Linked DNA regions of Homo sapiens: region 2 is linked to region 1. Evidence: read pairs that join two places in POLR2A ChIA-PET (ENCODE). Cell type or tissue: PC-3. All regions are shown on one strand. Links, peaks and the distances in the headings refer to the core of each region. The heading gives the core; the rest is flanking DNA. Region 1 overlaps MECOM (MDS1 and EVI1 complex locus). Region 2 holds the start of LOC105374206 (a long non-coding RNA gene).

Region 1 (16,944 bases), core at 2,934-10,933:
ATATATTTAAACTCTGTTTTCTTGAGAAAACTATGGGTGACTAATTCTTGACTTTCTCTATTTTTGCTTAGTTTTTTAATCCCTTGGGGAGTACTTATAATTTGCTATGATTTTATGTTAATCTCAGTTTAAAAAATTTATAAGTAATGGCTGGGCACGGTGGCTCATGCCTGTAATCCTAGTACTTTGGGAGGCTGAGGTGGGCAGATCACATGAGGTCAGGAGTTCAAGACCAGCCTGGCCAACATGGTGAAAACTTGCTTCTACTAAAAATACAAAAATTAGCTGGGTGTGGTGGCACACACAGCTAATCCCAGCTACTCGGGTGGCTGAGGCACGAGAATGGCTTGAGTCCAGGAAGTGGAGGTTGCAGTGAGCTGAAATTGCACCACTGCACTCCAGCCTGGGGGACAGAGCGAGGCCCTGTCTCAGAAAAAAAAAAGTAAGTCAAGAGGTAGTTGTGCAGAATATTACATATATCCATACATAAATCTTCAACTGGCATAGTGTTAATTATGACTTCCTTTTAACTGGCAGGTTCCTACATCTAGAAGACAAAGGAAATTATAATGATGTACAGTCTTTGAAATTCCTGAATATCTCTTTGAATGATCAGGGAATTAATCAACATATTTATCATGTTGTGGTGTTGAGTGTATTTGATTCTTTCCCTTTTATTCTTTCTCTTTTTGCAAATTGCTAATTTATGTGTAGTATAGCACTTGGTCAACAAAGCCATTTCTCAACCATTCCCAGTGAGAGAATTGATTGTTGGTACAATGGAACATCTTCACAAAGCTTATATTGGGAACCAGCTTATTCTTGTCTAAAAGTTAAATGTATCATAGCAGACTTTCACTATGTAGTTTTTCCATATACAGGTTTACACTTTTTTTTTTTTTTTTTTTGAGACAGAGTCTCACTCTGTCGCCAGGTTGGAGTGCAGTGGCTTGATCTTGGCTCACTGCAACCTCCGCCTCCTGGGTTCAAGTGATTCTCCTGCTCAGCCTCCCGAGTAGCTGGGACTATAGGCATGCGCCACCACGCCCAGCTGATTTTTGTATTTTAAGTAGAGATGGGGTTTCACCATGTTGGCCAGAATGGTTTTGATCTCTTGACCTCGTGATCTGCCCGCCTCGGCCTTCCAAAGTGCTGGGATTACAGGCATGAGCCACCGTGCCCGGCCTTATGCTAAAGGGGACACACTTTAAACTGTGGCTCACGTTAATGCGTATAGGGTTCTTCGCTATCGGTTGTAGCTCACTTCAGTTTACTTTAGTTTGGTAAAATTACATTTAAGGTGTGAGGATGAGGTTTAACGTTTTATCAAAACCCTGAATGATGGAAGCAGAGTGGTATGAATGAATATGTCTGTTTTGATCAGGTACAGGCCCAGTGCAAGCATTTAGTGTAGTTTGTTTCTAAAGCTACATGTGTCATATCAATAACAATTCTATTAGGCAGTCACATATCATATTCATTAAGGTCACAGTCTGACCTGTGATGTTTCCAAAGTTTCTCTCTTCTCTTTCCTTTGACCTTCATGGTTTTGATGCCTAGTCCCATATTTTCTTCTTCACTCTGGCCTCATTTGGATCCATTTTTGTCTCCTGTTTTCTTAAGACCCTTCTCTTTGCTAGCTGATCTGATCTAGCAACTCATGATGATAATAACGTCAACAGATAATACCTATTAAGAGTTTATATGCACCAACTGCGGTGCAAATTGCTCACTATACTACACTCAGACGAAAAGTATCATTACCCCCCTTTATGAATGAAGTAAATCTACAGATCAGGATCCCATGGCTAGTTCAAGGTGGCGGTAGAATTGAAAACCAGGCTTCTGTCTCTGACATCATGCTGTTTCCATTACACCACAGAATTTAGCACTACAAAAAATAGTTACTGGAAGACTTTGTTCTGCTATCTTCTTACATTTTAATTCCACAGTAAACCCTCCCACCCTATTTTCTTTTGGTTCTTGTATGAGATTGAATCTTTTTTGTATGTTTTATTGGCAGATGTATATTTTTGAAAAATTTTCAGCCAGTTTTATAACTTGCTGTTTATTTCATATGATGGAAATTACAGCTGCGAAGATGCCATTTTAAGATAAAATTGCATCTAATGCTAATTTAAAATTGGCACCTGGTTTTAAAGTTTATTTAAGGACATTGCTTGTTTATTGGATACCTTTAAACACTTAAATTATTTTCAGATTGATAGCAGGGCAGTTGGAAATGGTGAAGGAGAAAAATGAATTTTTTGTACCCTTATTATGAATCTTTTAATATTTTCATCCTGGTAAAACTTATGAGGCAGCTCTATTTTGAAGATCCAGAAAGGTTGATATACTGGGTGTTTTTCTCTTATTTATTATGGTTTCCTGTAGGGGCAAAAGCTTGGACAACTCTCCCTAACGCTGGAAGTGCCAATTATCTGATGTGTTTACTTGATTTACAGCCTAAGTTTTTGTAGATATCCTGAATTTGAATAAACAGTGGACCACCATCCATGTTTAGTGTGTATTTCTCTATTTGAAATTGTCTCTGTATGACACCAGTCTTCCTTTAATAATAACAGGCTCCTATTTCATTATTCTGGGACAGGAACCTCAGGATATTAGGCCTTGTGTGTTGATACTCCCTCATGAGCTGTTTTGCCACTTCACCAAGAACTCAAAATCAGAGCCCCTGCCAACCAGAGGTATCAAGGTTTGTGAGGCAGGTTAAATCACCCAGAGTGGTCAAATGTCTGAGGACCTAGTCTAAGACTACTGATGCAATTTGAAATTGTAGTCTGTGTATCTGCTTATTATATTTTTTGAAAGAAAAAAACCCAACATGATTTTTTAAAGACATCTGCTCATCTGCTCTGTGCCCATTCTGATATTGGCTGAATATGATGCTCTTGCATTTAGCATTGTTCTTTCTGCAGGCCCCATAAGTCAAAGTTCTCCACGGGTCCTGTGTACAAGGCTGGGGCTGTCTATGTTGGTTTTCCTGAGCAGCTTTCCGTCACCTCCCTGGTGTTGTTGCACAAAGACTCTTTTGTCTGACAATATTGGACTCTTCTCAAAATCTAAGCACTTTCAGGAAAAGACTTGGAAGTCTATCTTCTCAGTTTCCACACCTCTTCGCCCTCTGAGCTGTCATTTAGTATGACTGGTTGTTAGACTCTCCACCCGGCTCCTTATTCAGTTTATTAGTGGATTGCATTATTACTGTACCTATTTTTAAAACTTATGTTGAACATCTCTTAATGTATCCCTGTCTTCTATTTTACTTCATCTTACACTTTGATAAGATTGAGATTTTAGGTGATGTTACTTTTCCATGTCAGGCTGAAGTTCAGTGAGATATTTAATCTTTCCTATACCCTAGCTTGGAAACATGCACCTCTTCACCTCCTTCCAACCCCTCAACTCCCCATAAAACTTTCATTGTCCTAAGAAACTTTTTCTTTTTAAACCAGCAAGATTTGATACACTCTATTTGAATAAGAAAAAAATGCTAATGTGTTTGACTAGTCCAATTTATATTCATAAAATATAGTCACAAAAGAAGAGGCATTTCATTAAACTAAGGTATTTGTAACTATAAGATATTTATATTGGGGAGGTTGTATTTAATATCAGAATACACTGAGGTCATTTATATTTGTTGCTAACTGGAAACACTAATTCTATGGAACAGTCTTTTTTTTTTAGTTTTAATGTTTTTTAGGTTTTAATTTTTGATCAAACAGCATTTTAATTGTTACTGTGCTGTATGGTGAGCGGTAAACTGCTTGCATTTATTTTCTGGTCTGTGTACAGTCATGGAAATAAGGATTTAGTGTCTCTGTAATGTGTACATTGTGATATAATCACTTGTACGCAAAATAGATTTCCTTCATATGCATTTTGAGGACACTTTACCCATTATGAATTCTGCTGAAAACAGTTTTTCAGGTAGAGATGCAATTATATGGTGGTCTACAAGGAGGAACTAACCAAGGATTTCAATTAATAATGTACTTTCAGCCCTCAGAGATATTACGTTTGCCCGATCAAGGGTTATCCATCACCGCCTGGGCTACAGCTGTCTTCCTTCTCTTGTTTCATGTTCTGTGAATGTGCTCATCCAATATGCCCCAGGACAGAAAGCTCTTGGCACAAGAGTTTACATCTAAGTGTTTTCTTCTAAGGCCAGTGACAGTTTCTGAAGATGAAACTTGCACATCTCTCGGAAGTATAATATTAAAGAGTTACATGTAACATTTCAATGAATTAAATAAACTACACCTTTTGAGAAAATGGAGAAGTTGTCAATAATATTTTCCATCCAATTATTCAGTTAGGATGTCTAGAATCCCTCAAATAACATTATATTTTCAATTAGCTAGTTTATCGATTCATCTTGTATTATTTTTCAAAACAGAAAAATATAAACATTATTCTTATTATTGGTGTGCTAGTGTCTGATTGAAATTGACTATATGAATGAAAGAATTCTATTTTTGTATTTGGATTTGATGTTTTTTCTTCAATGTGCCAAAAGTTATTTAAAATAATGTCTACTTTAAAAAATACTACCTCTCTGGTTTTGGTATTTGTGTTTCATATTGAAGAATGGAGTCCCCACAGTATACGTATCCTATAGCCAAGTAACTGCATTTATATTGTTATAAATTTTTGAGGTTGGAATCTCAAGTTTTTAAATTAAATAACTACAGTTAACTGTATTAAGTGTAAGGTTGAATTTGATCAAAAATAAGAAAAGCATTTATGACAACCCCTGTAAATGTTTAAATACTTTAGTTGTGTTTGTGAGCATTAAATTGTATTATAAGAAGCCAACACTGAGTATACTGGTTCCTCTGGGACACATTTGACTTTTGGGAGATAAAAAAATCTTGCATTAATGAAATTCTGCAAGTTTTTGATTTAGTAGACAATGTTTCCAGTATATATGAAGCAATTTTAAAGTGTATATGTGTATAATTACTTGTAGAAACTGTTTAACTTTAATGGGGCATTTCTCGATCACATAATAGGAAAACTAACAGCTTTAATTAAGATTTATGAAGCATAGAGGTAATATATTCTGCTAAATTAGGTAGTCGTTGGTGGGTAGTATGCTTTTAGAGATGAATTTTCTACGTATACTTCACTTCCTTGTGCATTTTGGGTTTAGAAAGGTAATTTGTAACATTAAATCCCTGTATCCATTAGTAGACAAAAGTAAGCTTTGTTTTCTTTTTAAACTTTTAATTAATAATAATAATTTAGTAATGGGCAGATACCATTAAGCATTTCTTTAATCACTGATTTCAGGTCATAGCCACATGAGCCTGTCTTGAAGAAAATAAAGAAAATTCACCATTTTATTCAAGCAACTGGTTAATTTGAAATTGAGTGCTTAGAAACTGGTTGTAGGACTTAAATCAACCAATTCACTTAAAAGAAACAGTTCTCACTAAATTAAATCAGTCCAGCCCTCCCTCCCCCATTAATTTTAGAATATAGATCCAGTTTTTTTTTTGTTTTTTTTTTTTTCAGTTAGATCCAGCTTTTAAGGTCAGATTCTGTGACGTTTATTTGTGTTCCATACTAGGCCTGCTGTGTTGCCTTGTTGTTTTAACATGTTGGTAAGCTTATCAATTGATATTCAGAGAGTATCAACTTTGAGACTCAGGATAAGCTTTGTTATGAAAGCCAGCTGTGTGAAATGCCTGCAGATGGACTAGTGGGAGCGGATGGGCCTGGATCTCCCTTGCTCAGCCTGCCATTCACCTCTTCCCATTTCCCCAAGCAGAGGAGGCTCAGACTTGAGAAGGACTAATGGAAACTCCTCTTCTCCCAGTATTCCTTCAGGGTAGTGGTTGTCGAACTGTAGCCTGTATCGGAATCACCCAATGGGTCTATTAAGCCAGAATGCTGGCCCTGCCCCCTGGAATTTCTGATTCTGCAGGTCTGAGCTGGGGCCTAAGAATTTGACTTTCTAGGTGATGCTGATACTGCTAGTCCAGGGACTACATTGTGAGGGCCACTGCTTTAGGGACAAGAACTCTAAGTTAAAAGAAAAAAAATTAGAAGAATGCCACAGCTCTAGATAGACATAGAAAATTGAGAATAGGTCATTTTCACAATGCCACATGTGCTTCTGTTTTTCTTTATGCTTAGAGCAAAGGGTCAGCTAGTTTTAAGAGAGCATTGTTTTTTTGGTGGAGGGCCTTGAGGTACTTAGGTGAAAAGGTGTTTTTTTTTTTTTTTTTTTTTTGTGGTGGTGGTGGTGTTGTCGTTGAGATGGAGTCTCACTCTGTTGCCCAGGCTGGAGTGCAGCTGGAGTGCAGTGGTGCAATCTCGGCTCACTGCAACCTCTGCCTCCTGGGTCCAAGCAATTCTCCTGCCTCAGCCTCCTGAGTAGCTGGGACTACAGGCGTGCACCACCACACCCGGCTAATTTTTTTGTGTTTTTAGTAGAGACAAGGTTTCACTATGTTGACCAAGCTGATCTCAAACTCCTGACCTCAGGTGATCTGCCTGCTTTGGTGTCCCAGAGTGCCAGGATTACAGGTGTGAGCCACTGTGCCTGGTAGAAAAGTGGTTTTTTGAATGAAGAATAAGCAAATGAAATTGGACCACTTGGTTTAGCCTTATGAGCAATGACTGTCTTTGAATTAACTCCTTGGGAATGGGGATCTCAAGTCCAGCAGCATCTGCCTAGTCTTTTATATCTTTCTCATTGTCAGCTTGATATAGGGTAGAGCCAGTGGTTCTCAGCTGTGGTGTGCAGAGAATCATTGTGGGACTCCGTGGAAATATAGATTCCTGGACCTTACCTGGAGATTCAGATTAGATAGCTCTCAGATAGCATTGAGGAATCTGAATTTTTATCAATAACACTGAAGGAGATTCACATGCTAATATGTCATGGGCCATAGTGAGCTACATATATAGACAATCTGCACTGTATAGGGTATATTTGCCTCAGGAACCCCTAATGGTTCCTCTATTGGGAAATTTTCTCCATCAGCGTTCTTGTCTAGCTGTAATATTTATGCTGTTTTCCTGTGGAATTTAGTTTGTTAGCTCCTTCTCATACCTTGCTTTCTACCAAGTGTAGTCTTGAAAAAATTAATTTCCCTGAGTTTGATTTTTCCCATCTACAGACAGCATGCAGGATGAGGCTACAACATTTCTGCGTTTGTTTTCCTAGTGTTAATACTCTATTAACCCAGCCAAGCTGGGTGCAGTCTTGCAGGCCTGTAGTCCCAGCTTCTGAGGAGGCTGAGGCCAGAGGATCACTTGAGCCCAGGATTTTCAGACTAGCCTGGGCAACATAGCGAGACCCCTTCTCAATAGGAATTTAATTCTTAAAAAATTCTATCAGCATTTAGTAAACAATCAGTAAACAAACAAATGAATAATAAATGAAGGCATATGTATCTCATGTTTTATACATACATATATGTCTTAGATATATAAACATACACCGTATTTTTTATGTACATATATATCCCATGATGTGTGTGTAAATACATATCATGCCTACATATCATGTATAGATTTATAAGTATGTATCCATGTGTATATGTGTATGTGTGTATGTGTGTCTGTAATGTAATACATGTAATTGTGGAAAATGCTGGCAGCTGTTTGGCTTTAAGTGCCCTAATTGAGATGGAGGGCATGGCAAGGGACTCTAAGATGTGGACTTTTAATCCAGATGAAAAGATGAGACTATCATATAAAAAACAACTAGAGAAATTGAACTTCATGATTCTGTGCCCTACGTGGAAAGAATTCTAGAATTTCAGGGCAGAGAGAAGCTCATGTGCTTGGATAAAAGTTACCCAGTAAAGGCTGGACCTAAACTGGGCATTGGGCAAGGATTTAGGGGAACTAGAGAGGAGAGGGCGGTGGACACCCCAGAGGGTAGAGGAGAAGGCTGGAAGGAAAGGATAAACACAACCCAGTTGGGCAGGGTGGGCGTGAGGGCAGTAAGAGGAGGTGGAGGCTGTCTGTGAAAGGGTGAGGAAAATAATGTTGGCCAAGTAGGCTGCAGTTGGCTGAGGAATAATGTGAAAGTCAGAAAGGAAGAGGCCTTCTGGACTGGAGGCAGCCACATCCGTCTTTAGGAGTTGTGGACAGCACAGTGCTGATGCCCAGATTTTTGCTGGTGAGCCAGCAAGTTTTTGTGAACAGCAGACACCCTGGAATTTTTAATCTAGTGTTTTGTTTGGGTTTCTAGTGGTGTGTTTGGGAATTATTTGGGTTTGTTTCTGGCAGTGTGACTCTGAAGTTTGCATTGTGAGGGATGAAGAGCGAGACTGGTTGAAGGGTAACTGCTGGTCGGGGGTAGAACAAAATCTCTGAGTCACAGTCACTCAGCTTTCTGTGTTCTCTCCTTCTGAAAGTGTAAACAGCCACATCATTTCAGTTTGGTTTCTAGAAAATGAAGATGAAATGGGTGGGGACCAGAAAAAACAACAGCATTGATTTTATGAGTATTTTTTTATGGAAAATTATTCTCTATACTGTACTGTTGTTATGGGCCATCTCCTAGGATGTAAAAAGTGCTTGTTTTCAATGGAATTTTCCTTTTAGGAAAGAATTTTATCATATTGTTGCCGGAGAGCATGCTATTTGACCTGTGGTTCTGAATCTTTGTAATAAGGTACTCTACATATTATAACAGGTTTCTCTTTCATTTTGTTTGTTTTTAGTATGAGATTGTCTCTCAAATCCACACATTGTTATATTGGGTCATTCAAGTGAAATAGGTGATTAGCACGGGTTAATGGCTGTATGTCATAATAGTGTGACATAGCAGACAGAGTGTGGGCTTTGGACTCAGACAGAAGAGGCCATTCACTGCTCTGTCTTACAAGTATGTGGGTGTGTAACATGGAGCAAAAAACCAAAGAGAAATAAACCCTAAGTATCATTTGCTAAACGGTGCACTTGGCTTTCTCTCTCGGCTTGGTGCATCCGACTCTCGACTCTCCAATCATTCCAGGGATTTCTCCGTCCACAGCCTACAAAATAACAGCAGAAGGTTACCTTTGGTTTTACAAAGCCAACATTTCCTTGAATCAGAGAATGACTAAACCCACATTATAACTTAGGAGTAATATAAAGTTTACTACTTTGTTGATTTAAGTATAATTACATGTACAAAGATATAAATGATGTACAAAAGGATTCTGTTATTGATTCCCAGTTCTCCTCCACTAATAAGCGAGAGGGCTGAGAGGATTGCCACAGTCCTGGTAGGGTCTGGAGTTTTCTATTCTCGATGAGGTAGTGTTCCATGTCATTCTTGTACTGTGCCTTTCCATAGGATCAAGTTGGCATCCTTGTTTCTGATGACTTGCTAGCAGAAAACTCCCCATCTGGCTTAGGAATTTGCTCAATTTCACTTTGATTAGGGAATCTCCATCAATTCTAAAGCAGATTGCTTTCTCTAATAGGTTCTGCAGAAGGCCTGCTACTAGTTGTCCTTGCTTGCGTTTTGCATTATGCTGTGCTGGTAGGGACGCTTTCTATTTTGCTGTCTTTAGTACAGATAGTAACTTCTAGATTAGTATCTTAGCTAAAACTGATTTCACATGATCACTTCCAGTTTAATACTTGTTAAATATTTTATCTAGCTGCAGCAGCTTAATAATCTTAATGTACAATTATTTCACATCCACCATCAAGTGGCAGTGCGTGGACTTTAAAAATCCCAAGGTTTTCATTATGTAATGGGGAAAAAGTGAGAATCACACTGTTGATTTGTTGAGAAGGTTAAATGAAATATGCATATAGAAGTACCTAGCATGGTGCCTGACATACAACAGAGATTTTAAAAATACATCCTCCTTTGTACCTATGTGACAGGCCTGAATTTTCGAGAAAAGGATTTTATTCTTATTCTGGTTCTCCATTTCTAGTCTTAACAAATTGGCCTCTGACAACCATTTAGAGAAGAACATTCTGCACTGGCCATTCCTCTGTGGGAGCAGATTTTGCCAGGTATGCTCATGTATCGGTGTGGGCACTCTGATTCTAAGGTAGAGCAAATAACCCAAAATATCTCTTGCTGTTGCTATTGTTGCTATTATACCTATTTTAGCTTCCTTAGTCATCTTATTCATCTTGGTATTTACCTCATGCCTATAAGAGCAGGCTTCCCAACTTCATACTTATTCATCAAATCAGTAGATATTTTCCCCCAGAGATGTAGCATGTTAGAAAAATAAATTGGTAAAAACTAATGCTTACTTAGAGTTTGTTTTCCCTTCTTGTTTATAGAAATCCAAAACAAAAACAAACTCCACCTGAACTTGTTGATGATCTGTTGTTTTCCTGCCTCTTGTCCAGATGTGGAACAAAATGGAAGGCATGTGGAGATTCATAGTTCTGAGTCCAAAGATGCCAAGAAAGGGTAGTGCTGAATAAAAGGGAAAGTGAAGACAGAATGCCTGAATTTTAAAGGGTCTTGCAAGTTGGCTCAATTGGTGTCTTTTGTGACAAAATTGTTGCAGTGATTCCAAGGGAATCAGCCTTAGAAACACTAATTTTTCTTCAGAAATTGCATGTGATTTGAACACAGATTTGTTAAAAGTAGGTAGATGGATGTATAGGTTTGTAGGCAGATAGATAGATTTTTCTATGTGAGTCGGAATTGCAGTGTGGCGATGAAGATGAGAAATAACTTGCTTCTACTAATGCAAGTGAGGCCAGGTTAAGCCCAGAGCTTGCTGTATGGACTAGCTGTTCAGCAATAAATCAGTGGGGGTTGGGGAGGGGAGACAGTGGGGAATAGCATGCCATATTACATGGCATAAGAGAAAATCATAAAATGCCAGAGCTGAGGGGTCATTAGAGAATGTTTTTTCCATCCACATCATTTTACAAATGAGGAAACAGAGGCCCTGAGAGGTGGCATGGACTTCCTAGGACCTGCAGTTACCTATAAAGTTTAAAGTAGAATCTACTCTAACATGGTGCCTTCCTGGTCTCTAGAGAGGCGTAGGGATATGGGATGGCCGAATTTGGCCTATTGTCAATCTATGAAATTTTCAGTTACTTCTTAGAGATAAGAATAGTGGTGTCATTCACCCTTCTAGCTCTTATGCTGCAAAGCCTTGTGTCTCTGTGGGAAGCGGACAGCCTAGGTTAATATCCTGGGGCCTTCTTCTCCATCTTCATTTAATATTGAGTAATAGGGAAAATTAGCAACAGGTTAATAATTCGGAGTTTATTTCTTTCCCTAAGACTTGGAGAGTTGGGAGGGAAAAAAGAGGGCCATTTGCATTGGGAATTTTCAGAAGCTACCACACAGCCATTTGAGTAGGGTTTACTTTCTGAATTTTCTGAGTTGAGAGCACAAGGTATGGTAGACTTAAAAATATAGATATGGAATAGTCATACTTCCCAGCCCTCTAATTGGACATGGTGGTTCTTGAAGACAAGAAAAAAACCCTATGTATTTCATTTACCTAAAAGATTTCCAAATTTACTTTTCCGTAGGAGATGTAGTACATTTTCATATTCTGAGAGTCCAGTGCTTTTAAATTAAAAAAAAACCCAATTCATACATATATATCAAAGAACAGCTTCTTTGAGTTAAATCCTTGCTTGCCAATGTGTCCTTTTATGAGATAGGGTCATTTGTCATGAGGGAAAGCAGGATTAATTAACTGTGGAAAACGTACGAAGTGTGGAAACTGTGAGTTCTAAAATGTTTCCACATTAAAACACGGGAAAAGAAGCATAGATGAACGTAGACATCAGTATGACTTTTTTCTTCAGAAGGCTTAAAAAAAAATCTCTCCATCACACAAATGAAACAACCTATTATACACAGTCTTCCCATATGTCTGACGCAGAAACAAATGAGGAATGTACTTTATTTCCACATAAATTGTGTGGTTTCAAAATTCAGTTCCCTTCACCCCTGAATTCTGGCCACCATGTCACTTATATGTCTAACAGGATGACAGAACTTTTAATGGGACGAATTGTAGAAGGGGAGAACCACATAATATTGTAGCTCATGAAAGTATCAAAACAAAACAAAATAAAAGTCACCCACAAAAATCTCTATGGCAAAATAAAAAAGAATTCCAAAAGGAGTTGCCAAAGAAAGGTATATAAGTCACGGCAGCCTTGGGGAAGTCATCATCTATAGCCAGCAAGTCACTTTATGTTCTTATTTTGTTATTTACTCTGTTGTTTGATAAAATGAGTGCTTACATTGAATACTGTAATATTATACAGAAGATATAGAAACTACTTTGAAGATGAAAGATACTCTACATATCCAGGTCTCTCTTTATGTAATTTTATTTTGCTTAATACAAATAATAAAGATTCTGTTTACTTATAATTTTCTTCTGGTTTCTGATGACAATATGGTAAACAATTTTAATTATTATGGTAATTAAATTAACAAATTAATTTGGAACTGTATGGAGTTTATGCATATTTCTGGCTAATTCTGGATCTGATCCTTAAGGCCAGGATTTAATTTTGGATAAAGGGATTCATTTAAATTTGGTATTTTTTTTTTCCTGGCAGGTGAATAATAGAACTTTGTAAACAAATAGAAAAGTGCATTTTAAAAGATAAAAGACATGGAGACGCAACTGGAAACTCTTTGTTCCATGAAGCATTAGGCTATGACAGTGTACAATGTAACTGTTTGCAGTTAAATCAATACACCTTTAGAGTAGCATTGGAAACTATCTTTTGTCCTTACCAGGTTCCTCCTAAATATTTTATAGGTTCTAGCATTACTTTGCATGGTTCCGGTACAGGATATTAAAACGTAAAAAATTAGATCCAACAATATTTGCATCTCCCCTCCCTTTTTTTTCTACAAGGTGTCAAATAACTGGTTTGACTGATTTCCCCAGCTTTCACTGACCAGTTGTTTGAGTTGGCCCATTCAACAGGTGATTGTTTATGTGTGTGTGTGTGTGTGTGTGTGTGTGTGTGTGTGTGTGTGTGTGTTGGCGTGTGGGTTTACATGTGATAAAGAGCCACAGTCCCTTTGACAGAAACCATGCCATATGTGCCAATGGCAAAAAATGTTACTGTTCTCTTAAAACTCATTGTTTTAGGAAAGAGATGTGATTATCAGAAATATTTGGTGACAGCTCCAGGCTTTTTGATAAATGTTGCTGAATCAAAATACAGTATGATCATTTCTGTATTACAGGAAATATTGGGCAGTGAAAGCATTGTGAAGTGTCTGGCAAAAAAATTAGATGCTCAATAAATATTGGTTGGAATGCTGACCCCACCTTTTATTAGGTATACATCTTTGGGCAATTATTTAACCTCTTTTTGTTGTCCAAGTTCCCGCATCTGGAAAGGTGGGGATAATAACTGCACTGCTGTTATTAGGTTATTATGAAAGTTAAATGAGTTAGTACATGTAAGGTGCTTAGAACAGGAACTGGCACATAGTCCTCAATAAATGTGACTTAATATTACCAGTACTATGATTACTTCTTCTACGATTACTACAGATATGCCAGCACTAACTGCTGATACCTAGTAAGTGGAAAGCTATTTCTAAAAGCTGCTGCGCAGAGAACATTACCAGATGGTTATGCTTTAAGAACTGACCAAACTGAATAATTTCACTTGTGTATCTGGTCAGACTGAGCTTTGGTGTAAGGTAGACATAGAGATCTATTAAAACAAACAAACAGAATTCAGTCTCCTGTCTGGGTAAGTGAAGAATCTAAATTGAAATTATATATTCCTAGGGGATGTTACAAAGGCAAATGCTTTCTTTGGGATCTAGTGAAACACAAATACATACCCATATAACACTAAACTGACAAATGGTAAATTAAAACTTTTTTGCGAATATATTATTCTTTAAGCCAAATTTCATTAGCCTGAGCCTTAATATCAGTGATCACCTATTCCTTAAGGACGGTTGTGAAAATTAATGTTGGTAAAGGGTTTCCAGAGGTACAATAGCCATGCAAAATAGTATTGTTATTTATATTACATTGCAAATCTATGCCCAAGGCAATAAAGAAATTATGCTAACTAGACAGCAAACTATTACAGTTGTTGGCTTTAGATGCTTAAAATATAAAGGTATGGGAAAAGTAAAGATGGAAATTTGAATGCAGAGTGTGGTTTATAATGTAAAAAAATTTAAACTAAATAGTATATTCATAACCTTCTATGGTTTTTATGTGTTTCCCCTATGGGAGCAAGTATTCTCATTCCTACTTTACTTGCAAAGAAATGGATAGGAAAATGTAGATTTAAAACCACTTATTGATTAGACAACTATTTGAAGTTTTGAAATGAAAATATAAAAAATAGAAATTGAGTTAATTATTCTGCATAAGACTGTTGATCTTAAATGTTTTCTCTGTTTTGAAATACAGGGTGCAATTTTGTGGTTGTAGAGTCTTGCATAGGAATATGATAGGGAGAAGGAAGACAAAAATGTTAGAATTAATATGGATTTGCCTCCCAGGATACAGAACCACCTGCTAAGAATGTTCTTAACATTTTTTTCTGTTTGGGAGATTTAAAAAACTTGTTATTCCTAAATAGCCCTCAAGAAGTGTATTGAATGGCAATCATTCATTTATTCATTCACTCATTCAACCAGTATTTATTAAGTGTTGACTATATACCAGAAACTGTTACAGGTGCTATTAGTGAACAAAGCAGATAAAACTCCCTACCCTCATGAAGATGCAGCTTTTAAGAAGGGATGGGTAGGAATATTTAAAATAGTTAACAACCTCTGCGGTCCAGGCAGCAAACCAGTCTGACAGGGCATGGACAGGTATAACCTTATAGGTGTCTATAGACCTGGTAATAATACCTGGTTCTTGGCCCTGGTGTTAGGGACTTTGGGTGGGTTGGTGAGGTAGAGGCGAAATGAGGAGAAATATACATCTCTTGCCTTCAAGAAGCTTATGGTTTAATAAAGGAAATGAGCCAAATACACACATAATTAAAATACAAAATAGAACTTCCACAAACTTTTATTTTTATAGAATTATTTTCTCTGGAGTTTTAGAGAAATTAAATGCTACACTTATATTGTATCATCATCTCTTCAATCCTTAAATCTTCGATTCAGCACTATTCAATTGCCTGTCCCATTCCCCTGCATTAAACTTCAGAGGTAATGACATCAATCTCTGGGATAATAGAACCATACATTTGGTAATGATTCAGTGTTTGGCCTCCAGGCAGGTAAAGACACAAACCATTTAAGACAGATGGTCATTGCTCCTATTTTAAAAAGATTTCTAAGACCTCTAATCCATAACCTCTATTGGTCATCTTGTCCAATATTTAAAAATGTTCTTATATTTATTACTGTCAAGAAGATTTTCTTTATGTTCTATCCATTTTCCCATTTCATCTTGCTTGATAATCTGTGGAAATGAAAGACAACTAGTCAGCATCATTCTCGTAAGATCCTTTCGCACTTGATTCTTGAACACTTCTAGTGAAATAACTAGAATTTATATTGTCTTTTCCTTTTAGGATCTAGTTTTCATCCTCTTAGTACTTTTTGGTACTGCTCATTTTCAGTGTCTTCATTCTTTAAAATGTGAATACAGTGCTGGGCAGCGTGGACCACTTTATATATAGTCTTTAGCATTATTGATTACAGAGAAAGGATGATTTCTCAGCTGCCAAATGTCATACTCACTTGTTAAGTCCCACTTTCTTTAGAAATACACAGTAGTTTACCAGTAGTATACTCAAATTCAATTGGAAATGTACTACAAGTCTAAGTGTCCTCCTTTTGAGCCTTCCCAGACTTTCTCTAACTCATTCTTCATTTTCTTCTGTAATTTTTTTTTTTTTTTTTTTGAGGTGGAGTTTCGCTCTTTCGCCCAGGCTGGAGTGCAGCGGCGCCATCTCTGCTCACTGCAAGCTCCACCTCTTGGGTTCACGCCATTCTCCTGCCTCAGCCTCCTGAGTAGCTGGGACTACAGGCGCTCGCCACCACGCCCGGCTAATTTTTTGTATTTTTAGTAGAGACGGGGTTTCACCGTGTTAGCCAAGATGGTCTCTATCTCCAGACCTCGTGATCCGCCCGCCCCGGCCTCCCAAAGTGCTGGGATTACAGGAGTGAGCCCCCGCGCCCGGCCTTTCTTCTGTCTTTATTAAACTTCATTTTGTTTCTTAAAAAAACAACTCTTTAATTTAAAAAAATTTGTTCTAATGTCTATTACTGTCTTTTAATGTTAGCTTTGGTTCCTAGAATGAGAATATCTTCTATGTCTTTATTTCAGTAACAATAACAAAACTTGCTTATGGACTGAGGAGCCTCATTAAGACAAATAACTGAAATAATATTCTCTCAGCAGGAATTCATAGAGTAAATGCATGCATATTTAGAATAATTGGGGCTTGCAGTGGCCAGGATTTGGCCAGTTGTGACAAACTGAAAGTAACCACAATTGATCAATTTTTGAGAATTAAGCTACGGTAAATATTTCTCAAATAATTGATTTTAAAATATTTACTGGCTGGACACGGTGGCTTATGCCTATAATCTCAGCACTTTGGGAAGCCAAGGCAGGAGAATTGCTTAAACCCGGGAGTTCAAGACCAGCCTGAGCAACATAGTGAGACTTCGTTTCTTAAAAAAAAAAAAAAAAAAATTAGCCAGACGTGGTGGCATGCTTGGATCCAGGAGGTAGAGGCTGTAGTGAGTTCTGTTTGCATCCAATCTGGGTGACACAGTGAGACTCTGTCTCAAAAAACAAACAAACAAACAAAAAATTACCAATCTTCAACTATTATCAAGTCATGATTATGAACATTAATCCTTAGTTTGTGCTTTTTTAGAAGTAGTAAATATAGGAGTTTGGGTTGGCATGCACTAATCCAAGCATTTAAGTGGAGATTTGGAATGTGATGGGCAGTTCTACAGGAAGAGAAAGAGAGAGGGAG
Region 2 (16,944 bases), core at 5,124-13,123, 320 kb after region 1:
AGCACATGCTATTTGAAAATAACAACCAGCTCCAAAACGCTCAGCTAAGACTTTGTTACGGATTGTGCAGCCTATCTAATAAAGATAAAACTCTCAGGAAAATGAGAGTACATCTTATCTTAACTAATCAGAATATTTTTCACAATATTGTTTGAGTGGAGGTTTCCTTGGCGTCTTTCACCTTTTCCCCAAGCTGGCTCTGTTTACTGCAGTCACACACTTGTAGCTGAAATTCTACAAGATACCAGATATGAAGGAAGTTCGGAGATTCAACTTGCTATTGCATGCAAATTCAGCTGACCATTTGTTTGAATGTGAAACTCTATGTAGTTCTAAGTCAGCTTCTTATCAAATGTTGTTTATCCTGGGAGCGCAGAGTATTCTTCAGGTGGGACAGAAAGCTCTGGTGGGGTCTGTGGGACATGGAAAATTTAATAAGGACCATGGGATTAGGGCTCTGAGAAATAATGTTCATGTGTTGAAAAGGCACTGTCAAAACGCCACAGAAGCAGGGCTGCAGAGCGTCTGCAGCTCAGCTGTTATTGTCCAGCCTGTGTCTGTGCTGCCTGTCCACCATGGCACAGACACGGCTCTACAAACACTTTTCATAATGGCCCAGAAGCCTCCTGAGGGCCCTGGGGAGTTAGGTAGAGAGGAATTCAAAGTCCAATACTCGGTAAGAAGAAGTTAAAAAAAATTTTTAAGGCTTTTATAACTTTACACACATCTGAAAGAGAGGTCAGATTTCTCCTGGTGATGAAAGAGTCACCGCTGGGGACTAACCTCCTTTCACACCATGGGGGCCACACCATGGATCCTGTTGTGAAGGGCAACCTCCCCTCTCCCACTTCCTGAAAGGTGGGGTCACTGCCCGAGATGGTGAGGAGGACTGCAATGTCCATGGAAGTACTGGTGTCTTATATACATGTAAAACTCAGTGATAATTATGGCAACACTAACATGAGAAATTATATGATAATAAATTAAGAATTTTGTAGTTATTATTTCACTGTGTCATTCACCTTTGACTCCTAGTGATGGGACTTTTGATGAGTGCTTTAAGCTTTGTGAACCTCTATGTCCTTATTTTTTACAAGAGAATTATAAGACCTATCATATACAACTTTTGTGAGCAGCACATTCTTAGCATATATATATGGATATTTATCTATACATTTGTATATACACACACATTTGTGTGTGTGTGTGTGTGTGTGCGCTCATATACTTTAAAAAAAGGATGTCAGCATTGCTTGGAGATTCAGGGCCTATTTGAAATTTAAGATTGTGAGAGAGGCCTAATTATTTGTTAAAGGGGAGAATGTTCCTGGGAAAAATCCTTCTCCTCCACCAGTTTGGAACTTTGGAGACCCTCAGGATTAAGCTGAGGGAAAAATAGACTTCTTAGGCTAGAGTGCATCCCTGCCCAGAGTGATCAGGGATCCTAATCTCAACGCTCAGGATTCCCAAGACCACGAAGGAGGCTGCTAGAATGTGACCCCGTGGTTTCCGAAAGGTAATTATACATGCCAGATGGCAGTATCTGGGAGCAGGCGGTATCGTAAATGCAGTTCCCTGTGTCGTAACCTAAACTTCATTTTCCCTTATCGCATGGTTCTTGGAGTGTGGAAGGCTCTCCTTGGGCAGAGTCTTGATGGGAGAGCTCTGAACTCAGCAGAGAAGACTGGGCACAAAGCCTGGCACCAGCAATTGGCCTGTGCACCTGAAGGAACTATTTCGAATGGGACACTCTTTACAAAGCACCTTTTGTCCAGGCTGACAGTGAGTGTGGGGAAAACTAGTGGAAATGGTGATAAGTTTATTACACCAAAACTTTGATGTAACAGATAAATCTATTATTGATAACACTGCAACCATGAGTCTTGGGAAATGTTTTTGATAACATGACACAAATATTAGTATTACCAACTATCAGTAGAAGCCATTTGCCAGAAAAAAAATACAGGTGATTTTGAACAAAGGCAATGGTGATAGGGGCCAGCTAAGAGGCCAGGTAACTATGTAACTCTATCACCATTTCCTTTTTCAATGAATTGTGGGCAAGGTAAATAATTTTAAGGAACCTACATGTAAATGCATTTCAGAAATAATTTCACTACTTAGAGTAAAATTGATGTATTGTCCATTAAATATGAGAGAGATGCCAGTAAAATTGTACCCAGAAATTCTGGAGATGAGATCTATAATTAGAAATTTCATCTTCACAAATGAAAGTGAGCTGGGAGGTACATTCTTTATCATATGAGTATTATTCTGTCTTATTATTGTTTAAATAATTGAGGCAATGTATTATTTTTCCTGGCAAGCAAGCTATTTTTTTCTTATTATACAAATAATTATCTCTTTTTTTTTTGAGATGGGGTCTTGTTCTGTCACCAGGGCTGGAGTGTAGTGATGCTGCCACATCCAGTTAATTTTTAAATTTTTTGCAGAGATGAGGTCTCACTATATTGCCCAGGCTGGTCTTGAAGCCCTGGGCTCAAGTGATCATTCTGCCTTGGCCTCCCAAAATGCTGGGATTACAGGCATGAGCCACCATGCCTGACCTCTTTTTTTGTAATAAGTGTATTCATTTTCTTCCATAAACCCTCATCCCTTTCTCCCTAAATTCTGTAATCATTTACTGAACATCTATTATATTCTAAGTGCAGTTTAAGTTACTAGAGAGAGATAGAGAAAATAGGTTGAATCTCTGATCCTGAGCAACTCATATAACTTCTTTTGTTCGAATTCTAGATGTGATTGAAGTCAGCATATACTTTGAATAACATTGTCCCCATGGAAAAAAAAGTTTCTCATAGAAATTACCGTAAAAAAGGGATCTCTCAAGTGGGTGGCCATATGCCAGTGGTTGCATTGGGGCACAGAAAAAAAAAAATTAAGAACTGTTTCTACTGTTATACACTCATATTTTTATTTGGATTTATCAATATACATATTATTATATCATATTATATATTAGTACAGTAGCATAATTGATTAATTTATAAATAAATATATTAACATATTGGAGGTGCACACTCAACAAATTTTATTGATGGGTATGTGATGATAAATGCTTGAGGACTACAGCTCTAGATTACATTCTTAATGAGGGCAAAGGGCCTGGCCATCTTGTTTGGCCTTTTACTGTGAATGGCAGCGTCGGTCACATTTGGGCACCTAATAAATATACAGCAAAGAATGAATAAATGAGTAAATAAATAAACAAATACTTTCTCTTTCCTTTACAGCTGCTAAATAAAAGTGGTCTATTTAATAAATTCATTATTCATAGCATGTGGCAATGTGCTAGACAGAATATATTTTATAAAAGACCCTGACACAGACATGTTATCTTCTCCCTAGATTTGGGGTCTAATTGTAGGTCTATGCAGCATATCTGGGGGGATACCTTCTTCAGGGTTTAGCAACTCGATATCCCTCAAATCGCACTTCATGGGCTACTCCTGTGCATATTGCTTACTTGCTTGACCTTGAAAATAAGGTACTGTGGAGTCAACACTTGAAGGAATCCAAGAAGGTTATCTGGTTGATCTCATTTCCTTTCTGGATGAGACAATACAGACAAATAGGCTTATACTCTATTTTAAACAATTCTATATCCTCCCCCAGGAACCTAATTAAGTGCTGGAATTTGGGTTTACTTTTAGAGATAATAGATATTTGACCAAGAAAAAAATATGGTAATGGTAAGTTCCTTAGGTTTATCGAATATTCAGTGCTTAACATTGTTATTCTTTCTCCTCTTCTTTGTTTCAGTAGAGAGGAGGATGTAGGTTTTGTGAATTCATAGAAAGCTTGGAGGTTGGCAATATAGTCCCAAGGAAATAATGTGCAAAACAACAACAAAAACCCAGGTGACTAAAGTTTTGATATTTTCTCTGCAAATGCATTCCTTTTACCACTTCCATATTTACGGTTCAATTAAGTCTTTTTTTAAAAAAAATTTTTTTTTGAGACAGGATCTCATTGTCACCCAGGCTGAAATGCAGTGTTACAATCTCAGCTCACTGTAGCATCAACCTCCTGGGCTCAGGTGATATTCTAATCTCAGCCTCCCAAGTAGTTGGGACTGCAGGTACATGCCACCACACCCAGCTAATTTTTGTAATTTTTTATAGAGATGGGGTTTTGCCATGTTGCCCAGGTTGGCTTTGAACTCTTGAGCTCAAGCTATCCACCTGCCTCAGCCTCCCAAAGTGCTGGGATTACAGGCATGAGCCACAATGCCCAGCCCTCAATGAAGTCTTTTGCAAATAAATCAAACATATGATTTTGATGCATGACAAGACAAGCACAATGATAAAAATGAATTTAAATCTATCTGGGATCATGCTTTAGAGTTCACAAAGCATTTTCACACAATTTATCACAGTCTCACTCTTACAGCCAATCAGTATATGTTTCCCAATTTTGTGGAGAAGAAATGAAAATTTCAATAAGTAAGTGACTTAACCAGGGTCCCGCTATTTCTACACCCAGAGATACTTCCTCTACGTTAGTACTCCTCAGATGGCAATGTGAATGTGATTTACCTGAGGTCCTTGATTAAACGCAGAATCCGATTCAGCATTTCTGGGGTGGGGATGGAGATTCTGCATTTCTCACAGGTTTCCAGTAGGTGATAATGCTTTTCTCCAAAGATCACACTTTGAGTGGCAACATTCTACATCATAATTGGTTCCTATGTGACGTGATTAAAGATAACCATGCAGAGTAGCTTTGTGCAATGTGTTTAGGACATTCCAAGCCAAAGGCTTTGAAATTGGTTATGACTGGTTCCTGCGGGAGGAGAGCAATCATAATACCACGAAGAGTTAATCAGTCATTCTCCTTTCTAAACTTCTCTCAAATATGTTCTCTTCTCGATTTCACTTCTGCTGCTTCCATTCGAGCCATCTGTGTCTCTCTGCTGGGCCATCACAACAGCCCCAGATTGTTGGCATCTCTTATTTGCCATCAGCCTCTCCCACTGGCATCAGTTCTTTCTGTCTAAAATACAATGTCATTATGCTGTTCCCACCTTTAAAGGCCCACAATGGTGTTCAATTTCCAATATGATCAAATGCAGTTTTTGAGCACAGCATATTAGGGACTTCACAGTTTGACCTGTCCCCTTCATCCATACCTCCAGCTACAGCCTACACTGTGGCCACAACCCCTCCCTATTTAGCTTTAGACACTGTATTTCATCTACCCCAAACATCTCACATTTTCCAATATAGTGTGCTTGCTCTTTTGCTTCCATGGAATTTCATTTCTAAATCTGTTCTATTTCTTTACTAGATCTAGTGACAAAAGTTTTTACAATCTAGTGAGATAGCAGGAAATGTTCCTTACATAAATATTTGTTGAATGAATACACTAGATGCCTGATATAACTACAATCATTGTTGGATTAGTATGTGAGGTTGGTAAATAGTTACAAAACTGGAAAATAAAATAAGTAGGCTTGGATATTTGCCTGGATTTCACAAAAAGATTGTTAAAGGTAATCATATTATGGTTAAAGAATGCATGGAAATTGCAGAGCAGTTTATTTAGCTGATCTTGACCAATGGCATGCTTACAGTAAAAGCAAAGGGAGGTCCTAACTCTAGATTGTGCCTCATCCCGTGGCATGTTCCACAGACATTTCTTTCCCTTCTTGCCAATTTATTTCATTCAGAAGAGTAACAGTCTGGGTGACATGACTGATAATGTTAGCTGGCCCATTTGTATTTCTCTCCTCTGCTTCTGTTCTGCAATTTCTGTGAGACTGCTGTTCATTTCTGAGATCTCCATGAAAGAACTTTAAAGGGTGGTGCTTTTAAAAATCTTGACCCTTTTGTAACAACAATGAAATATCAGTCTTGTGTTTGCAAGCAAAATAGCAGAGCTTTTGCCTTTGGGGAAGCAAGAGAAACGACAATAGCCAAAGGGGGCAGTAAGACTGTTCTGTTAGAACATCAGTATTCGTTTTTGTTAAAAAAAGAAAACAAAACAGCAAGTTGCCAGAGAAGCTAATTGCTAAGTAAAATGTAGATTGAATATTGGGCAAGATGTTAAAAACATGTTTGAATAAGTAAATATTAACTAAACAATTAGCAATAGATTTGATTATGCTACATGAAACAAAACGGTATGTGTATAAACACAAAGCCACATACATGCACAAACGTGTAAAATATCTTTAATTTTCAGGAATGAAATTCTCTAGCTTTTCTATTATCAGGAATCTAGAAGTTTCCCTTTTCTTCTTTTGCTCTCTTCTGCTCCCCAAATTTCCCTTTCTGTTCTACTACTACCTACTTACCCGCTTTCCCTCCTCTTTTCCTCCCCTCATTTGTAAAACATATTTCCCACTGAACAACTACGTAACAAGCAACTTACTCTGGTCTTTTTTGTGTAGTGGGGGGAAGGAGGGGAATGTGGTGAGGAAGAAACTGACCCAGCTAATTCCAATGTTCCAGACAGTGAACAAGACATTGGATTCTAAATATAAGACAAAGGCATGATTCAAACCTCAAGAAAGATTGAGATTTGGGGTCAGGAGCCCTAAACCAATTCTAAGTTGTGAAGATCCTGGTTTATTATGGTGGTGGTTGATGTGAGGAGGAGCAAAGCTCCTGCCTAATTTGGAGAGAATGCTTAGAAATTGAAAGTAGAGACCAAGGTAGAAACACATTTGAGTGAACTAAGCCAAATCTGAATGAATGACTTCTTAATCTAACCTAAAATTGTATCAAATGATGGGGGCATAGTTTTTATCCCTTTCATTCAGAAGTGACTCAGCAAGCACTCCTGAGCCTGCCTAGGCCAGAGCACAGTGCAACATAGTTCATATTTGGAATGTTGGTGCTTTCAAAGTACTGAATGTTTTTAGTGTCTCCACACCTCTGGAAAAAACTGGACAGTTCCCAATATATGACTTGTCTCTTCAAGGTTAAATAAATGCTCAAACAGTGAATAAGGCAAGGGACCGACCAGAAGGAGCTTGAGTTCGTCATGCATCAGGAACCTTCATTGCTCCCTTTGGACTGTGCTGGCCAAGACTGCTAAAGCATTTCCATTGACTATTCAGCTCTACCTTTTCCTTATGTTGTTGTCTGTCATTCTAGTACATTGGTTATCAGACAGATTATGAGAGAATTAAGATGAAGAATCTTGTAGTTATATAGATGAACCTGATAAAACTTTCCAGCTAACCTTTGGAAACCATCCTTAGCAGGTACTGTTTCTGAGATTATTTGAAAGCTTTAATTTTCTATGTTGGCTTTTATGTTACAATTCTCAAAATAAATTTGGAAGCCACCAAGTTTTTACTGCATTCATTTGGTTTACTGCATTCACTGTGGTTTAAAGTTTATATTCAACTACTAAAAATAAAATTGATCCCAGTTAAAGGCATTTAGGACTGGATCTAAATGACTTGTAGAACTGGACTTGTCCAATATGCAGACTGAATAAATCACCAGAGATTTTTGGCAAGATCAAGGCCTGGCTTGGGTTGTGCATGAAATTCCGATGATAGCCCAGGAATGTCAGGAGGCTTAAGGCTAATGTGGTCCTTTTAAGAGAGAGTGAGAAATAAGAGAGAATTTCTGTATATGTTGGTACAGAGCCTGATGAAAAACATGAAGAAAATGAACAAATAAGATCCCTATACATTGTTATTAGTTAAGGCGTGCCATCATTCATTCAGTGAATGTTTCTGGAGAGTTCACTTTGTTTCAGGAATTGTGCTTGATACTGTGTTTGTAAATATAGCAACTGTTTTATTTCTCTACTAAGTTGGTCCACTTTAGAAACTTTGAACCAGGAACTTCAGGGTTAGGAAAGAAAACTCTGAGACGTCCATGATTAATGGAATGGATTTGCGCTTTTCTGGAGCAGATGGTACAGGGGCATCTCTTTGGGAGAAACCCTGGTTGGAAGTCAAGAAGAATGTTTTGCGGTGTGAGTTCCCTTGTTACAGTCATATTTAATAGTTAGAGCAGAGTTCACATCTGGGACCCCTTGGAGAATTAGCCATTGTGAGAACAGTGAACCAAGAGGAAACCAAAGTAATAAATATTGGAAGGCTTGATCTGATCTCTTGCCTGTCTTCAAAGGAAGCTTCATTTGTAAAGGACATGCATGATCATGAAGAAAGGACCCCCATTAGGCAATGTGGAAATAATAAAAGACTATGTCCAAAGTCCCTGGTATAGGGAGGTTAGGGGACTGGCTCTGTGCTCAACTGGGAGAGTGATGGAGCTGGACTAAAATTCATCTTTGGTTCCCTTTTCAGAGTCCTCTGCTTCATAGAGCACAATTCTTTCGTTTTAGGCTACATTAAGATTTATCTGAAAAAAACTTCTGCATAGAAACAGAAGAATTAGAACCTGATGAGACAGTTTATGCTCATTCGACTTTGTTTTTTCTCTCTTAAGTTTTTCTTTCTTAAGTAAGAAAGTGTTTCTTATCCCTTTTTTGTTTTCAGGGAGGTAGTATGTTTGAGCTCCTCCTGTGCTTACGGAGTCAAGAAGAAAATGAACTATTCTTGAATACCCTTGAATACCCTTCACCTGTAATACTAAGGATGAAGACCAGAGAAACACATTGAGGCAGATATAATATACATACCCATTTTCTCTCTTACTCTATAATGCTGCCTGATGTAGTTTGAAAGTATCCTCATAATCTAAAAGAGGGGAAGTAGCCTCATGGAGTGAAATCCTGGTACTCCTAGAAAATTATGACAGCACTTGTGTGTGTGTGTGTGTGTGTGTGTGTGTGTGTGTGTAACATAAATTAGCTCATGTTGTATGTCTTTTTGCAGTTTGTGTTTTTCATTAAATATGTTGTGCCTTATAATAATAGTAGATACTTTATATAATGCTCACTCTGTGCTACGCACTTGCTATGCACTTTAGAAACTTCAAATTATTTAATATAGGCTTGCTACATTGTTTTAAATTACATTTAGTTTGGTTAATCTCTAGTTTTTGGATATTTAAGGTGATTACATTGTTTTTTGTTTCTATAAACAATGCTGCACCAGATCTTCTTATGCGTACCTTCTTGGATAAGGGTGAATGGTTGCAAAGGCATAAAGAAGATCTAGTACACATCACCTGATAACAGTGGTTGCCTTTGAGGAGAGGGAGCAGACATAGATTGAGTTGTGGTTCTAGGGGCTTTAGCTTCATATGTCATGTTGTAGACTTTTTTTTTTTTTTTTTTTTTTTGAGGCAGAGTCTGGGTCTGTTGCCCAGGCTGGAGTGCAGTGGCATGATCTCAGCTCACTGCAACCTCTGCCTCCCGGTTTCAAGCAATTATCCTGCCTCAGCCTCCCGAGTAGGTGGGAAAACAGGCACGCGCCACCGTGCCTGGCTAATTTTTTCTATTTTTAATAGAGACGGGGTTTCACCATTCTGGCCAGGCTGATCTCAAATTCCTGATCTCAGGTGATCCTCCTGCCTTGGCCTCCCAAAGTGCTGGGATTACAGGCGTGAGCCACTGCGCCCGGCCATAGGACATTTTTAAACAAAAACATAGTCTCGTATTACTTGTGTGTTAAGATTATTTTTAAAAATAAATGTAAGGCTTGAAGTCCTTAGGCACATAACTTAACCAACCTGATCTTTTTACCCCCCACTTTCAAAATACCACCTACCATAAATACTTGATGTGTGGCTATGGCAGACAAATGCAGTGTTATATGTTACCATTGCTTTATAAAGTGCTAAATATATTCAAGTGACTCTTATTCTAACATAGCTAGATTTCAGTCATCAGTAAAGGCACCTTAGAATCCACAAGAAGTAAATATGCCAGTGAGCATTCCCTAGTTTTAACAAGGCTATCATCTGCGTTAAAAAAAAGAATACATGTTGTGTTAGTAAGAATTCAATTCAGCATGGGAATTCACATATAGCTTTGAAATTTCATATTTACTTATGTAAATACCAGCCCTCTTAATTTATTACAACTTTACTTGTTAGAATCAGGAGTACTTTTGAGAACTGGTATTGTGTCCAGCATTGCCAACCCATTTAATCTGTAACTCACATGGTATAGTTTCTGGAGCTTTGTTTCATATAGCTGTTATAATTATATCATGTGAACACCCTGAACCTGTGAGCATGGAGGCACACACATGATCAAATTGTAGCAGTAAAAAAGAAAAAAGAAGAGAGTGAAATTAAATAGTGTATTTTAAATTGCCATTTGCGTATCATTAGAAAACTAAGATATTTAGCAGGGTAACAATGTTCCAGCACAGGTGACCTTGGAACATTATCAAATCTTCCTGCTCACAAGATATAGCATACTTTAAACGCCCTAGGCAGGAGACCTTCCAAAAACAGACCCAATGACAACACCTAGATAACCATTTCAATCCTAAATAAATTTCAGTGATAAAAATGTGTATAAATATCTAACCCTATGAGGATAGAAAATGTATAGTTGGCTCCTTTCTGTGTAAGAATGTTCCCTTCTGCAGCAATCTGTTTTGAGATCAGGTCAAATGTTGCCAGTTAGTTTTGATTTCCTGGCTTTTTAAAAGTCCTTGTCTTAATGTCACTACTCTGGGCCATTCATACTATTTTAGCAGGTCCTATGGTAAGCATTTCTCCATATAAGTACATGCTTTGAATAACTCAGAGGGGAAACACACACACACACATTTGTGCCTTTTCAGGTAAAAGGACTTCAATGAGAACTCTGCTAGAAACTTTGCTACCTAGCCTAGTTATTGCCCTACCTGTTTTCTGGAAGAGATTTTTTCCCTTCTAAATAAGGATTGAGCCAAAGAAAGAATAAAGGTTCTTTATGGTTTAAATATGCCACTCCCTCTTGTGCACTTTTATGGAGTGATGCCTTTTATTTTAGTTTATATTTTATATCTATGATTACTTCAAAGTCTATTAAGCTCTGGAATAAGAGATGCCCAATAGAACTTTCAGCAGTGCTGAAAATGTTCTGTAATCTGCACTGTTCAATGTGGTAGTTGCTAGTCCTATGTAGCTATTGAGCACTAGCGTGAGTGAGGAACTTAATTTTTAACTGTATTTTAAAAAATTATTTCACTTTAAATTGTCATATGTGGCTAGTTGCTACCGTATTTGACAGTGCATTTATAGATCATTTTATCACATTCATATAGGACTAGAGAAACTTCAACATTTATATTGTAGACTTTTCATAAGGAAAACTACCCCCTTTAGTTCTATTTAGCATTATTTAATGTGCCTCCAGAATTTGAATTCAAACCCTATTCTCCAGGGTTTGTTTTGCTTCAACCTTTTGATTTCTTCCTGCTCAACCCCTGTGCTACATTCAGCTAGTAGGTATTTTTGGCAACTTAGATCCAGAAAACAGTGTAGTGCTAAGAAATAGGAAAATATACTTAGTTCATGATATACATTACAGAATGGCCTTATTAGATTTCTTATTCTCATTATCAAGTTTACATTATCACGTAAAACAAGTGAATGTTTATTGAAAGTGTATCTTTCCTCTATTGAATATCAGGCAGACTTTTAAATTGGCAGTACTCCTCACTCATTTTTAGGAAGCTTTGGAGGCCAGGCACAGTGCCTCATGCCTGTAATCCCAGCACTTTGTGAGGTCGAGGAGGGCAGATCACCTGAGGTCAGGAGTTTGAGACCAGCCTGGCCAACATGGTGAAACCCTGTCTCTACTAAAAATGCAAAAATTAGCTGGGCGTGGTGGCATGTGCCTGTAATCCCAGCTACTTGGGAGGCTGAGGCAGGAGACTCACTTGAACCCGGGAGGCAGAGGTTGCAGTGAGCTGAGATCATACCACTGCACTCCAGCCTGGGCAACAGAATGATACTCCATCTCAAAAAAAAAAAAAAAAAAAAGCTTTGGAGAGGTGTGAGTCATTCCTGCCTGTTGAATTTTAGCTGTGAGCTGGCTTAGTGGCCTCCACACAGCCATGATAGCACACAGGGACAAAACCATCCTCTTCAAGGGTTTCCAAGAGCTAAATTGCCAGTAAGTAGGAACTTCTTGCTGCCCTATGGGGCCTTTGAATGTGATTAGGATGAGCAACGATTCTACCCAGAAGTGGGTAGAATGTTGACGCAGTAAACATGCAGATTACTCGCTGCATACACCCTAGTCTTCACACACACCGCCTAAGATAAAACTGCTATAGAGAAACCGTAGCATTCCCAAGCCCTTCTCTCCGGCTCCTTCTCTTTACTTAGAGGCCAACCAGGATGCGCAGAAAACATAACTGATACCACTTAGATAATTATTGACTAGTTTTAGTGTTGATGGGGGAGGTTGAATTCCTTTTCTCTTCCTGGTTATATTTCACTGATGCAATTTGCTTATTTCTATGTGGAAGCATGATGGTTTTTACTCTTTGTGATGAGAACTTCAGCGACTGCAACAAAGGTAATTTGGTAAAGTGCTCCTACACAGCATATATGGCTTTAACATTTTGAACTATATCCTTTTTAATCTATCTCTGTGATTTTGAGTATGCAGGTGGTGGTGGATATACAAAATCATATAGTGTATTTTGTATACCCTTGCTTTGTAACAAATGTTCTGATGCCTTATTTGTGGCAAAGGGATGTTATAGAAAATGTGTTCTAAGTGCCCACATAAAACGGCATGTGGGCAGCTGAAATACGACCAACTCATGCATGCATTCCTCTTCCTCTTGAATCCTTGGAAAGTATCTCAATTTCCTATTCTGTAGCTGACTACCTGTTTTTCATATTTCTGTGTTTGGAGGAGGTAGATGCTTCAAGCAGGAGTTAAGGGGATGAGGTGTTTCTCCTTGGCCAGCTTGCTGTCCTCTCACCCTTGCTCCAGCTCTTTCCCGCAGTCCTCCCTGCCTCCCCTCCTCTGCCCTCACCAGATGTGGTGAGGTCGAGACCTCCTGCACCCAGCCAGTGCCCACCCTATGACCCTTTTCTTTCTATTTGAAAAGTGTGAGGGATGGGGTAAGGGGAATGACATTGCCAGACAAAGAGAAGTTTTTCAAAAGTGTATGTGCAACTGAATGTGCAGCCAGTGACTTTTGAAGGTCACAGGGGCCGGCCAGGTGTGTAAATGATTTGCTTTCTCCCTTTCTTAACATTCTTATTGGGAAGTCGTCATCCACACCAGCTTCTAAGATGGTCTCCTCAGCATTCAGATGTAATTTAAAATGTATACCAGGACCATGTCAGAAAACGTTTTAAAGATTATCTTTACATATATTGTCCTCATTTGCTATTATGTTTCTTTAATAATATATAATTTTTTTTCTATGACCAGGTTCCTTCTGCCCCTATTTCTTTTACCTCAAAACATTCTGGGGACAATGTAAAGAAAGCTACATTGAGTTTGTCTCACTAACCAGTTGTGTGGTGCACTGAGAGGGCTAAGGTGACTGCTAAGGTTTTCTGTAGCTCCAGGAATCTGTGATTCAATTCCTTCCAGAGCCTATGTCTCTCCCCAACTCCCATGTTAGCCACTTCTCTTTGACTCCCATGAATCATGTTAGATCTCCAGTAGTCTCTGGGTCCTACTCTGGGAACTAAGGCACTTTCATGAGTCTCAGGAGAGACTCCTTTGCGTTTAACAGTGTGAATTCACCCTGCCAAAGGGTTAATCTTCCAAGACTAAGTGCAAGCTGGGTAAAATAAGCGAAGATCAATGGTTGAACCCTGTCATGAGTGGGGTATTCGATCATGCAGGTTTCCAGCCAGATTTTTAGAAATTTGCATCACAGAAGTCACCTGGGTGTCACACTCTGAGGAACGCTGGGTTAATGTGTGGTGAACAGAAATATCAAGTTTATGCCTATAGGGTAGTTTTCATTGGTATGAGCTTAAGCACAGAAAAATGGCCTTGATGGTGTTAATTTTTTTATGGGCAGTTGCACGATGGCTGGTCTCGGAATGTTAGCTGCACTGTTGCAGAACTAAAAATGTTACCCTGAGACATTTTAAGAGAGTAATAAATATCTGGTTTTAAAACACAGACTTTATTTTTTTCTGGAAAATTCTTTTTTTAAAATTTTAAGTTCTAGGGTACATGTGCACAATGTGCAGGTTTGTTACATAGGTATACATGTGCCATGTTGGTTTCCTGCACCCATCAACTCGTCATTTACATTAGGTATTTCTCCTAATGCTATCCATCCCCCAGCCCCCAACTGCACCACAGGCCCCGGTGTGTGATGTTCCCTGCCCTGTGTCCATGTGTTCTCGAGTTCAGCTCCCACCTATGAGTGAGAACATGAGGAAAACACAGACTTTAAAAAATTATAAACTTGGAAAGTCTTTTTTGGTTATTGTTGTTGTTTTAATATCAGAGTGTTAAGGATGCCTTTTCCTTTTGTGGCTTTCTCCATAAGCAATTGCTTGGCTTGGTAATTTAGCGATTATTTGATTGTTGAAACATTGGGTATTTGTGCTTTAACAAAAATATGCCTGGTGATGAGACTGTGTCCTTTTATCAGGATAATCTGGCTTCATGATGTGAAGACGTGGCTGTGCTCAGGGCTGGGGGCTGCAACCCCTGCTGTACTGTGCCAAGGATAGTCCTTTGATGTAGAGGGAGTGGTTCCCAAGAAGGGCAGGTGTAATTTCCAGACCTGGATTGCATGAGTTTGATGCATACTCAGGAAACTAACTGCAACCTTAGTGGTGCTTTGGGAGATAGTTATACCATGGGAATTGACTCCCTTCGGAGAAATCGGACTTGTCTTTGTTACTGTCTACGTGGAGTGAAGTGCTCAGGCCAGGGAAAATTGTATCTCACACTTAAATATGGACAAGAAGGACTCAAACTCTTGTCAACATCTTCAAAACATAAAAGCAGTATTACAAAAAATTTAAAAACCAGCAATAATTTTTACTAAAGTTTTGTTTGGCTCTGCTAATCACTTTTCTTATAGCTTCAACTTTTTCTTGATTAATATTTTACCATGAATTTGGGCCAGTTATTGCATAGTCTGTATGATTATTATTGTACTTAAGTATTAGTCCATCCAGGGGCAATAATTTACTTATTTTTCCCTCTAGTGTTAGTTACTTGCATGGTTTAAATTTATACGATTAAATTTAACACCACCATGACAACAACAAAAACCCTACTGAATGTAGCTTTACCTATTGTTGATATGTATTTAAAGTAAATTTCCAGCAGTAGAATTATCAAGATTGTAAACACTTTAATATTTGTATACATATTATAAAATTTCTGTTCTTGCTTTCTGAAAGGGTTATAACAGTTTTCAAAGCTTTAGGATATAAGTGTATTTTACCTGCACTGAGTTTAATATTTAACATAAATATGTTTAATATATAAGTTGTGGAATTATAATTAAATACATAAATATTATAAATTGCATATAAGTATATATAGATAGATAGATAGATACAGATATAGATATAATCTGGAACCTTAAATTCCTACTTCAATAATCCATGAAAGTGAGCAATTTTTTCACGTATTTAGGATTTATTTTTCACTTATTTGAATGTGCATTCCTGTCCTCTATTGTAGTTTTCATAAATTTAACCTAGCCACTTGGCTAGATACCAACCCATCATTTAAAAATGTATCACTTATTATCCAGATTCTGATACCAGACATATAGGCCAGAACACTGTCCCTTTCTTACCGGGATCAGTGAGTTTATAACTACTATACATTGTCCTTTTTTGTTGAGTGCGTTTGAATATGCACAATGAAATGATTATTTTTTAATGACTCTGTAAGGTAAATGCACAAAACACCTACACTTTGGGCCAAGTGAGTATGAAATACCTACACACACACACACACACACACACCTTTATATACGTATGCAGCTGTTAGAAAGCTAAAATTTGAACAAAAATATTTCTATTTTCCACTTAATGAATAATTATTGCCATAACACAAACCTACTCTCTTTTAAAGTTTGAATAAAATTGAAGAAACCAAAGGTGTTTATGTAATTAAAAATAGCACCAAAGAACTAAAATAATTAGCTTTTGGTGTTAGAGAAATCTTAAATGATTCAAGCACCTGCTGAAGACATACTTGGGTGCCAGAGATAAATGATACTCTCATTTTTCTAGCATTAAGTGAGGTTTAGTGAGGAATTCCTATTACAGAGAGCATGACTAGGATTTTTATTGAGCAGGAGGCCAACAAATTAAGAAGCATGTTTTAATTTGGCAAGATATTAACTGGAATCCAGTTGCATTTTCTGCCATGGCAAACCTACAAAATAAAGTGATACTTTTCATTCTTGAGTCATACCCTGAGTGCGTTTTGAGTTCATTGCAACTAAACTCAGTGCCTTCTAATTAAAGCGTTTTGTCCACATGTATTTGGAATTTGTTAGCAGGGAGATTTTTTTAAATAGGTGGTTTCTATTACAAGGAATCAGTCAACTGATTTTTTTTTTTTCTTTTTAAAGCTGTATACAGATACAGGATGGAGAAATAAGCAATCCTTTTCAAAGAGTTAGAAACTTAGCACGCTGACTTCAGCCCTCACTTAATCATTAACTTAATATGCTCCTTTGGGTAGATAGAGCATTCAAAAAAGTCTCCATGCCTCAGTGTATTAATCTAGAAAAGGAGAGCAGCAACATAATGGCAGGCTGACCACCTAGGAATAGCATGAGAACACGAAGGTAAACACATGGAAATGGGCTTTGTGTTCACCGAGAGGAATGCCATTCACAGATGCAAAGTGGTATTCAAAAACTAGTTCTCATAAGGTGCTTATTCTCTTTATTTCTTAAAGAACTCCTTGCTCCTTGAAAATTCAGACCTTTCATCTTACCAGGATAGGCTGGACTTGCTGCTGTTTACCAATTAAATCCGCTTAGTAATTAGAAACTGTGTGTCTTCCGCCCACCCCTCAATTCCCTCTCCCCACCTGAAACTCTTAAACAAACACTGGGTCTGTGACAAATGGTGC

Evidence for each region. Peaks named below come from ENCODE experiments on the same cell type or tissue, not always from the same donor. Only the 100,000 strongest peaks of a DNase experiment are listed, where the experiment ranks them.
Region 2: POLR2A ChIA-PET joins it to region 1 with 13 read pairs; 2 of 35 experiments call an interaction of 5 or more read pairs at or near these places.

What each region holds. Positions count from the first base shown.
Region 1 is chr3:169,583,476-169,600,419 of GRCh38, reverse strand. All of the region lies in intron 1 of MECOM (MDS1 and EVI1 complex locus), which reads left to right. Among named protein-coding and RNA genes, the nearest start is that of MECOM, 72 kb to the left of the region's middle. In PC-3, for the core only: no CTCF peak of the experiment used is centred there; no DNase peak of the experiment used is centred there.
Region 2 is chr3:169,268,845-169,285,788 of GRCh38, reverse strand. The region is part of intron 2 of MECOM (MDS1 and EVI1 complex locus); the gene reads left to right. It overlaps LOC105374206 (a long non-coding RNA gene), which reads right to left and starts at 7,999. Exons shown (of 3, transcript XR_001741018.2): 1 at 4,560-7,999; 2 at 3,488-3,570; 3 at 3,029-3,183. In PC-3, for the core only: no CTCF peak of the experiment used is centred there; no DNase peak of the experiment used is centred there; H3K27ac peaks cover 896 bases.